2 separate regions of the Homo sapiens genome follow, and region 2 is linked to region 1. Evidence: read pairs that join two places in POLR2A ChIA-PET (ENCODE). Cell type or tissue: B cell. All regions are shown on one strand. Links, peaks and the distances in the headings refer to the core of each region. The heading gives the core; the rest is flanking DNA.

Region 1 (4,402 bases), core at 107-4,106:
CTGCACTCATGAAGCTCACAGCTTAGTAGAAGCCTCAGAGAGCCTCAAATAATCAAGCAAATACACATAAAATTAGAGTTGGATCAGGCTGCAGCGGAAGGATTCGCATGCAGCGCTATGAGAACACGTAGTAGGGAAGTAAACCTAAGTTAGGGGGTCAGGGAAGAAATCTTGAGGAAAAGACGAATGAGCAGAGATCTCAAGACTAAGTGGGAGCAAGAATTGCTCATGATAAAGTGCCACATTGTTGATGATAAACAGAAGTGTTACAACCTAATGTGATCATATAGCCATTCAGTGGAATGCCACCCAGCTATTATCATGATGGAGGTACTACCTTGGAAGCAAGTCCAACATGCATTGCTAAATGGTATAGCATTGTATTTTATATGATTCCATGTACATTAAAAATGTTCCATATGCATAGAAAAATGTTGGATGCACACACACATGTATATCCATTAGCATATATATTGATTGTTTGCAATGGGGGCTATGGTAGATTTTCACTTTCTACTTTAAGTATTTCTGCAATGTTTGAATTTTGTACAACTCTGTTATGTTTATAGTCATAAAAATAATAAAAGTAGTTTTTTTTTGAGACAAGGTCTCACTCTGTCACCCAGGCTGGAGTGCAGTGGTGCAATCATGGCTCACTGCAGCTTTGACCACCCCGGGCTCAGATGATCCTCCTGAGTAGATGAGACTATAGGTGCACTAGGTGCACACCACCATGCCCAGCTAGTTTTTTTTGTTTTGTTTTGTTTTTGGCAGACACAGGTTTCACCATGTTGCCTGGGCTGGTCTTGAACACCTGGGCTCAAGCCATCCACCCACCTCAGCCTCCCAAAGTGCTGGGACTACAGGCATGAGCCACCGTGCCCGCCTAATAAAAGTTATTTTTAAAACTATGGTCTACAGCTTACAATTGGCATGGGGAATGAAGTACCCACACACATATGCACACATAATACATTATGTGTTTCAAGTATGGATAATTCTGATGTTGGAGTATGTAGTCACCTCAAATGATATTTCAAAATATGCATTAAACCATGTGTTTTGAGACTATTTAGCATCATCATTATTAGTGAGTCTGAACTGATAAAACAAAAACCGCCTCTGATGGCACTAAATTTCAACTAAGTCTGGCTGGGAAGGGAGAGATTAGATTATTTCTTGAGATCTCCATCTTTTTCACCAGTTTCCTAAGGACTGTAGTTCATATGGCAAGACATTTTGTTAAAGGGATTGAAAACCTTCTGTAGGTCCAGTGAGCCATGGGCCTTAGAAACTTACCAGGCTCTCATCCTTCAACATTGCCGAGAGTTTGTTAAAACTACCATAGAGAATTGCTGGGCCCAGTGGGTCTCAAACTTTCATGTGTATAGGAATCACTGGGAAACCTGTAAAATAATGGATTCCCAGGCTCCACTTTGGATCTGCTGAATAAGAATTTTGGAGGAAGGCTCGGGATCTGCATTTTAACAAGGTCGTTGGTGATTCTGAGCAAAGGAGCCCTGGACCCCATGTTAGGAAACATAATCCCCTTTGAATCCAACCAATCAACCTCTGCCTTGACAAAGAGGGTGTTGCTGGTTTGAGACGAAGAAAATCCAAGAACAAGAAATCCTCTAGTAGAAATTTCCTTCCTAACGGATTTTGATGAGTAAATAAAAGGAGAATCTGAATCCTTTTGGCAGAAATGCTTTTCCTCTTTCCTTTTTCTCAGATTTTACAAAAGGCATCTCAATAATAGCGGTTTTAACTCCTCATCCACTTTCTTAGTGAACATTGGCTTATTAATTTAAAACAGTTCCTTTGTCATTGGATATAGTTAGCACCCTTCGTGTTCTTAGGACAGTTGTGTGATTATGTCACAGGGAACCCATTTTAATGGTGGGGTGTGGTGTGGAGGGGAAGTCCTGTCGGTAAAGAGAGAGCACTGTACTTTCCTGATCTTACACTGAAAATTATCAATGGTATAGTCACAACAGTGACCAATTTATAGAGGAGACCACTGCAGCCCTGTTATTATACCTATTTTTATCATTTAAATATTACCTAATATTTTTAAAAAATTCATATTTTTTAGTTTAAGAAAGAGTACATTACTTTTGTGACATTAAAATTAGTGAATTTATTTAAAAATGAATTAGATAACTGCATATGTAATAGAAATATTACTTTATAAAATTATATGACAAATACAAAATAATTATACTTAATACAAAGTCTGTGCCACCTGTGAATTTGCAAGCACAGAATCAATCAACTCATTTTTCTTTTTTTGAGATGGAGTCTCACTCTGTCACCCAGGCTGGAGTGCAGTGGCGTGATCTCAGCTCACTGCAACCTCCGCCCCCTGGGTTCAAGCAATTCTTCTGCCTCAGGCTCTCGAGTAGCTGGGATTACAGGTGTGCGCCTGACGTCCAGCTAATTTTTTGTATTTTTAGTAGAGAGGGGGTTTCACCACGTTGGCCAGGCTGGTCTCAAACTCCTGACCTCGTGATCCGCCTGCTTTGGCCTCCCAAAATGCTGGGATTATTAGGCGTGAGCCACCGTGCCCAGCCAAATCAACTAATTTTTATTACTTTCCACTCTCTTTCTTTTTCTCACTTTCAACAAATACTCAGCGAAGCAACAGGAAATATTGCCACCCTTTTCAGAAGGCCCGGATTTCCCATCATGACATAAAATGAGCAGGTTTGAAGATGGAATAATGTAAATGATTACGTTTTTCCTCCCCTCCAAATAATTATTTCTAATCCCGAGTAAATCTCCAATAAATATTTTAAAATAGCATTGCTTATTTGCCCTGATCCCAAAAGAAGTATGTATTCATTTTTTTTTACAGATTATTAGCCAGGTGTGGTGGTGCATACTTGTAATCCTAGCTACTCGTGGTGGCACATACCTGTAATCCCAGCTACTCGGAAGGCTGAGGCAGAAGAATTGCTTGAACCCAGGAGGCTGAGGTTTCAGAGAGCCAAGATTGCACCACCACACTCCAGCCTGGGTGACAGAGCAAGACACTGCCTCAGGAAAAAAAAAAAAAAAAAAAAGTCAGAAAAGTATAGAAAATAAAATTATTTACCATTATTAACGGTAATTAACAGTTAATTATTTTAATTTTATTTTCACTATCTAGAAACTATCTCACTATCTAGAAACTACACTATTTGGAAACTACAGTTAATGATTTAGTGCATTTCCTTTCAATTTTCATATTACTATACATGAAATTATATTTTATATCATAAAATTTATACAATTATGTTTTTTTAAATAGTCAATTCAATACCAAGAACATTTTACCAAGCCATTAAATATTCTTTGAGAATGAACTTTAAAATTGGGTCTCCAGTTTCCCACCATCTGGGGCTACCATAGTTTAAGTAACTCTTCCCCTATAGTTGGACTTCTCAGTAGCTTCCACATTTTTTCTAATAAAAATAGGATTAAAAATATTTTATTGGCTGCCCTCAGAGTTCTGTTTAGAGAGGAAATTATCTTTGTTCAGGAAACTTGCATGATGAACTGCTTTCATTGGTCAAGGAACTTTCAGAAAATGAATATCAAGTCCAATTTGAAGGTGTTTGTATTGTTGCGATTTAAAACACTCTCTCCTACCTCAACCCAACATAATGAGCTGCACTCCTTTGCTTTGTGTGAGAGGTTTGAGGGAGAATCAAGGAAAGGGTTTGAGTTATACGGGAGTCATGCATGAGATCGAATGTCTAGAGGTGAGCAGAAGTGACAGTGAAGTGTTAAGTGCCCAGGAATTTGCAGAAATATCAGAAAAGGGCGCTGTGCTTCCCTAAGGACATAGAACTAAAGGCTCAGGCCAATTTTATTTTAATTTTAAAAGGTCAAGATGACCTCAGCTGACATCTATGAAAGAAATAACACTGACAAAAGAGCACAAAGTTGGATTTTGTTGTTTTGATCCATTGGAGTGTCTTTGTCTTCTCACAGAGGAGATTTGAACACATACATGTATGTTATCTCGTGTCATGCTTTCGGTTAAAAAATACTCTTCATGCTCTTAGAATTTTATTTTTTATTTTTTACTTTAGTTATAATGACTATGTTGACTTTGCTCTTTACACCCTCCAGTGATTTGGAAGTCACATATTGTCATAGGTCAGGATCCCCAAGAAACAACCGGAGATCTGCACGTGGAGGTTTGCTGGAAAGTGTACTCCAGCGGCAGCATTTATAAGGAGGTGAGGGATGTAGGATTGAGCTGAGAGAGAAGTTGCCTCAGCTAAACTTATATGGAGCTCTGAGATTGAGATGGCCCTTCCAGAATGTTCCAAACTGAGGTGTGGGGGTGGAGGGGGTCGAGGGGCAGCTAGGTATATAATATTTATATTCCTGCATTGGCCAGGCATGGATG
Region 2 (4,402 bases), core at 159-4,158, 100 kb before region 1:
AATATAAATATTGAATTTCCTCCAAAGAGACTTTGTGAAATACAAATAGTATATAATCTTTTTCTGATGTGCTTCAGTAAAACAAATAAACAACTCAATCAGTATCTCAAAGTGACATACAAAGATTGTTAATATTACAAAAAGCTTTCTTTGTTTAGAAATTGATTCTTCTTAGGAATGGATTATCCTATTAGATTAAAATAACACTAAATTTAATAAATTTCATTTACATGTTACTGTAAATACACTCATGTATTTACTCGTAGGGGAGAGCATGAGGTTGTAGAGTTGGGGTCTTGTCTTAGTTTTGTCTCTAAACCTTTGTAATTTTAGGTAAATTATTTAATCTGCAGAAGGCTCATTTGTTCATCTGTGCATAGACGGTCTGGAGAAAAACATCTCTAAGTTTCATTCAGCAGTAAATTTACAGATTCTCTTTTAAGGAATACACCTATGGTAAAAAAAAAAAAGGGTATATATCAAAATAGAACTATCAAACCTTTAGCTAGAGTCTCAATTAATAAAAATTATAGAAAAAAATTACCTATATCTACCTGGTTATAGGCAGAAGTCAGACTAGTTCACTGCATTTCCTATTTTGTTACAGTTCATTTCTAATTAAAAATATAATAAAATGAAATGACGGATCTGAAATCCTTTTAATAAAATAGTTGTTTAAAAGACTAAGAAGAGAGAAACTGGCAAACAATTGTGCTCATGATTAGCTCAACATTAGAAAACTACAAAGGGGTCGGGTGCGGTGACTCATGCCTGTAATTCCAGCACTTTGGGAGGCTGAGGTTGGTGGATCATTTGAGGTCAGGAGGTTGAGACCAGCCTGACCAACATGGTGAAACCCCATCTCTACTAAAAATACAAAAAAATTAGCTAGGCATGGTGGCACACGCCTGTAATCTCAGCTACTTGGGAGGCTGAGGCTGGACAATCTCTTGAGCCCAGGAGGTGGAGGTTACAGTGAGCCGGGATTGTGCCACTGCACTCCAGCCTGGGCAACAGAGCAAGACTCCATCTCAAAACAAAACAAAACAAAACAAAACCAAAAAAAAAAAAAAAAACTACAGAGGAAGAGAAAGGCATCCTTAACATTTGGTACATAGAGTATTTTCTTGCTTAATTTTTCCTCCCTTTTGAATGCTTTTATGTATAATTCTCTGAAAGACAGAAGCCAGAGGTAATTCTAAACATGTTTTAGTTGATCAGCTCAATAATCAACATTTATTTAGCAAATGAATGAATTTGTTCCAGGTTTGGCAGCAACATTTTCAGTTGGTAATAGGGATCTTGCATGTCCCATTTGCTTAATTAGCTATTCTAGCCTTTAAAAAAATTGGGGTTAACGTTTCATTTTAGTTAAGTAGAATACGGGAATAAATTAGACTTAACCTATACTGGTATTCTTTACTGATATGAGTGGCAATAAAAATTACCAAAATAACCAATTCCACATATGCATAGAAATGAGAGGCCAAATAGCATTGTGGGAAGAGGACAAGAATCTGAATGGGGCTTAAAAATCATTCAAAGTAGAAATTCAAATACAAAATGGACACTGTGTCTGGATTTTTAGCCTTATAAATTGCCTTCCTGAAACTTATGCCATATTAACTTTAAGAATTTTAAGACATACACACATCATTACAAATAATCCTTTGAGGAAAAGTAATTCATAACACTCACAGCATATGTCATTTTGAATTGAGTGTTTCTTGTGTCTTATCTTTTGACCTGTTAGCTATGTTTGGTGTTGGGGGTTACTTCCTCCTTCTTGAAACTCTTCCCTCCTCTAATTCTAAGACTGGCTCTTTCTTACTTCTGCTTTCATTCCTCTGGGTAGTCCTCACTGCCCCTTGCCCTACTTGTTCCTCTTGCCTCTTAAATGTGATTCTCTTTCAGCTTCCATCTTTAGCCTTCTCTTCTTACTCTGCCCACTCTCATCTACTTCTATGGTTGAGATTGCTCTTAAGCATATACTCGGTGAACTCCCAACTCTACATGTTTCATAGGGTTTAGATCTGTGTCCCCACCCAAATCTCATGTTGAATTGTAATCCCTAATGTTGGAAGTAGGACCTGGTGAAAAGTGATTGGATCATGGGGTCAGAGTTCTCATGAATGGTTTGGCACTATCCCCCCTTGGTACTGTATAGTCAGTGAGTTCTCATGACATCTAGTTGTGTAGTGTGTAGCAGCTCCCACCACCCAGCTTTCTCCTGCTCCAGCCACAAGACATGCCAACTACCCCTTTGCCTTCTCCCATGATTGGAAGTTTCCTGAAGCCTCCCCAGAAGCCAAGCAGATGCCACCATGCTTCCTATACAGCCTGAGGAACTGTGAACTAATTAAGTCTCTTTTTTTTATACATTACCCAGTCTCAGGTATTTCTTTATAGCAATGTGAGAACTAAGACCTCCTTGTCAAATCTCCAGCTCTTTTCCAAGTGTTAGATTCATGAATGTTCCTCAAACTCAACAAATCTACAATGAAACGCATTATTTTTTTCTAATAACCTGATGATTTTTTTTTTAATTTTGCTTTCATGGGTCTCAATTCCTGAGAAGACCCCACACGAGTCTCTGTATTTTAAGTCCTAAAGCTACTTTCCAGCCCCCAGTGGCCAACCCATGCAGTTTTTTCCTTGCCACAGGTCCCAAAGAGGCAATGATCATCACTTTATCCCTTGGGGTTTCTGCTGTGCACAGGACTCAATATCCTCTCGCTGCCTCATCCCAAAAAGCAAAAGGTCTTCTTTTTTTACTTTCTTAATTAAAGCATTGTATCAGGGAACAGAAAGTATATTCTCAAAATAACACAATGGGAAGTGAAATCATTCTTTAACAAATATTCGTGGATTACTACTTACTCTGTGCCAGGTGCTGGAAAAGGGGACATTGGCCTTTAGTTGACCTCTAAGTCTTGGGGGAAGAGGTGTATGGAAGGGAGGATTTGAGCTTAAGCAAATAATCACAGAAACACACATGACATTCCAACTGCACCAAGGGCCATGAAGAAGTGGTTCACAGAGTGAGTCCATAATGGGCATAATGGGGCAATGTAGTCTAGGCAAGTAGCTTGTGAGAGGCTTCTCTGAGGTATCTTATCCTGAGCCAATATCTGAAAGATAATGTGGTAGATTGATTGTGAAACTTGTCCTGACTCTTTCCGTCCTTTTACAAGGTGACTCTGTGACTCTTGCCATCAGGAGAATCTTTTTCATGATCTTTTACATTTGGGCTGACTTTGTGACTTACTTTAGCCAATAGAATGCAGGAGAAGTGATATTCAGTCTGTCAGTTCTGAATGTAGACCTTAAGAGGCTTAGTGTGTGGCCATGGAATGGAACCAAGCTGGAAAACACTCTGCAGGATATTATCCAGGAGAACTTCCCCAATCTAGCAAGGCAGGCCAACATTCAAATTCAGGAAATACAGAGAACGCCACAAAGATACTCCTCGAGAAGAGCAACTCCAAGACACATAATTGTCAGATTCACCAAAGTTGAAATGAATGAAAAAATGTTAAGGGCAGCCAGAGAGAAAGGTTGGGTTACCCACAAAGGGAAGCCCATCAGACTAACAACTGATCTCTCGGCAGAAACTCTACAAGCCAGAAGAGAGTGGGGGCCGATATTCAACATTCTTAAAGAAAAGAATTTTCAACCTATAATTTCATATTCAGCCAAACTAAGCTTCATAAGTGAAAGAGAAATAAAATACTTTACAGACAAGCAAATGCTTGACAAAATGAGAGATTTTGTCACCACCAGGCCTGCCCTAAAGGAGCTCCTGAAGGAAGCACTAAACATGGAAAGGAACAACTGGTACCAGCCACTGCAAAAACATGCCAAATTGTAAAGGCCATCGAGGCTAGGAAGAAACTGCATCAACTAACGAGCAAAATAACCAGCTAACATCATAATAACAGGATCAAATTCACACATAACAATATTAACCTTAAATGTAAATGGGCTAAATGTTCCCACTAAAATGCACAGACTGGCAAATTGGATAAAGAGTCAAGACCCATCAGTGTGCTGTATTCAGGAAACCCATCTCATGTGCAGAGACACACATAGTCTCAAAATAAAGGGATGGAGGAAGATCTACCAAGCAAATGGAAAACAAAAAAAAAGGCAGGTGTTACAATCCTAGTCTCTGATAAAACAGACTTTAAACCAACAAAGATCAAAAGAGACAAAGAAGGCCATTAAATAATGGTTAAGAGGTCAATTCAACAAGAAGAGCTAACTATCCTAAATATATATGCACCCAATATAGGAGCACCCAGATTCATAAAGCAAGTCCTTAGAGACCTAGAAAGAGACTTAGAATCCCACACAATAATAATGGGAGACTTTAACACCCCACTGTCAACATTAGACAGAT

Evidence for each region. ChIA-PET counts read pairs that join two places held together with the same protein. Peaks named below come from ENCODE experiments on the same cell type or tissue, not always from the same donor. Only the 100,000 strongest peaks of a DNase experiment are listed, where the experiment ranks them.
Region 2: POLR2A ChIA-PET joins it to region 1 with 9 read pairs; 2 of 35 experiments call an interaction of 5 or more read pairs at or near these places.

The regions. Positions count from the first base shown.
Region 1 is chr10:22,840,786-22,845,187 of GRCh38, forward strand. No RefSeq gene overlaps it. Among named protein-coding and RNA genes, the nearest start is that of ARMC3, 85 kb to the right of the region's middle. In B cell, for the core only: no CTCF peak of the experiment used is centred there; no DNase peak of the experiment used is centred there.
Region 2 is chr10:22,741,083-22,745,484 of GRCh38, forward strand. No RefSeq gene overlaps it. Among named protein-coding and RNA genes, the nearest start is that of PIP4K2A, 29 kb to the left of the region's middle. In B cell, for the core only: no CTCF peak of the experiment used is centred there; a DNase peak (open chromatin) is centred at 1,829; H3K27ac peaks cover 1,042 bases.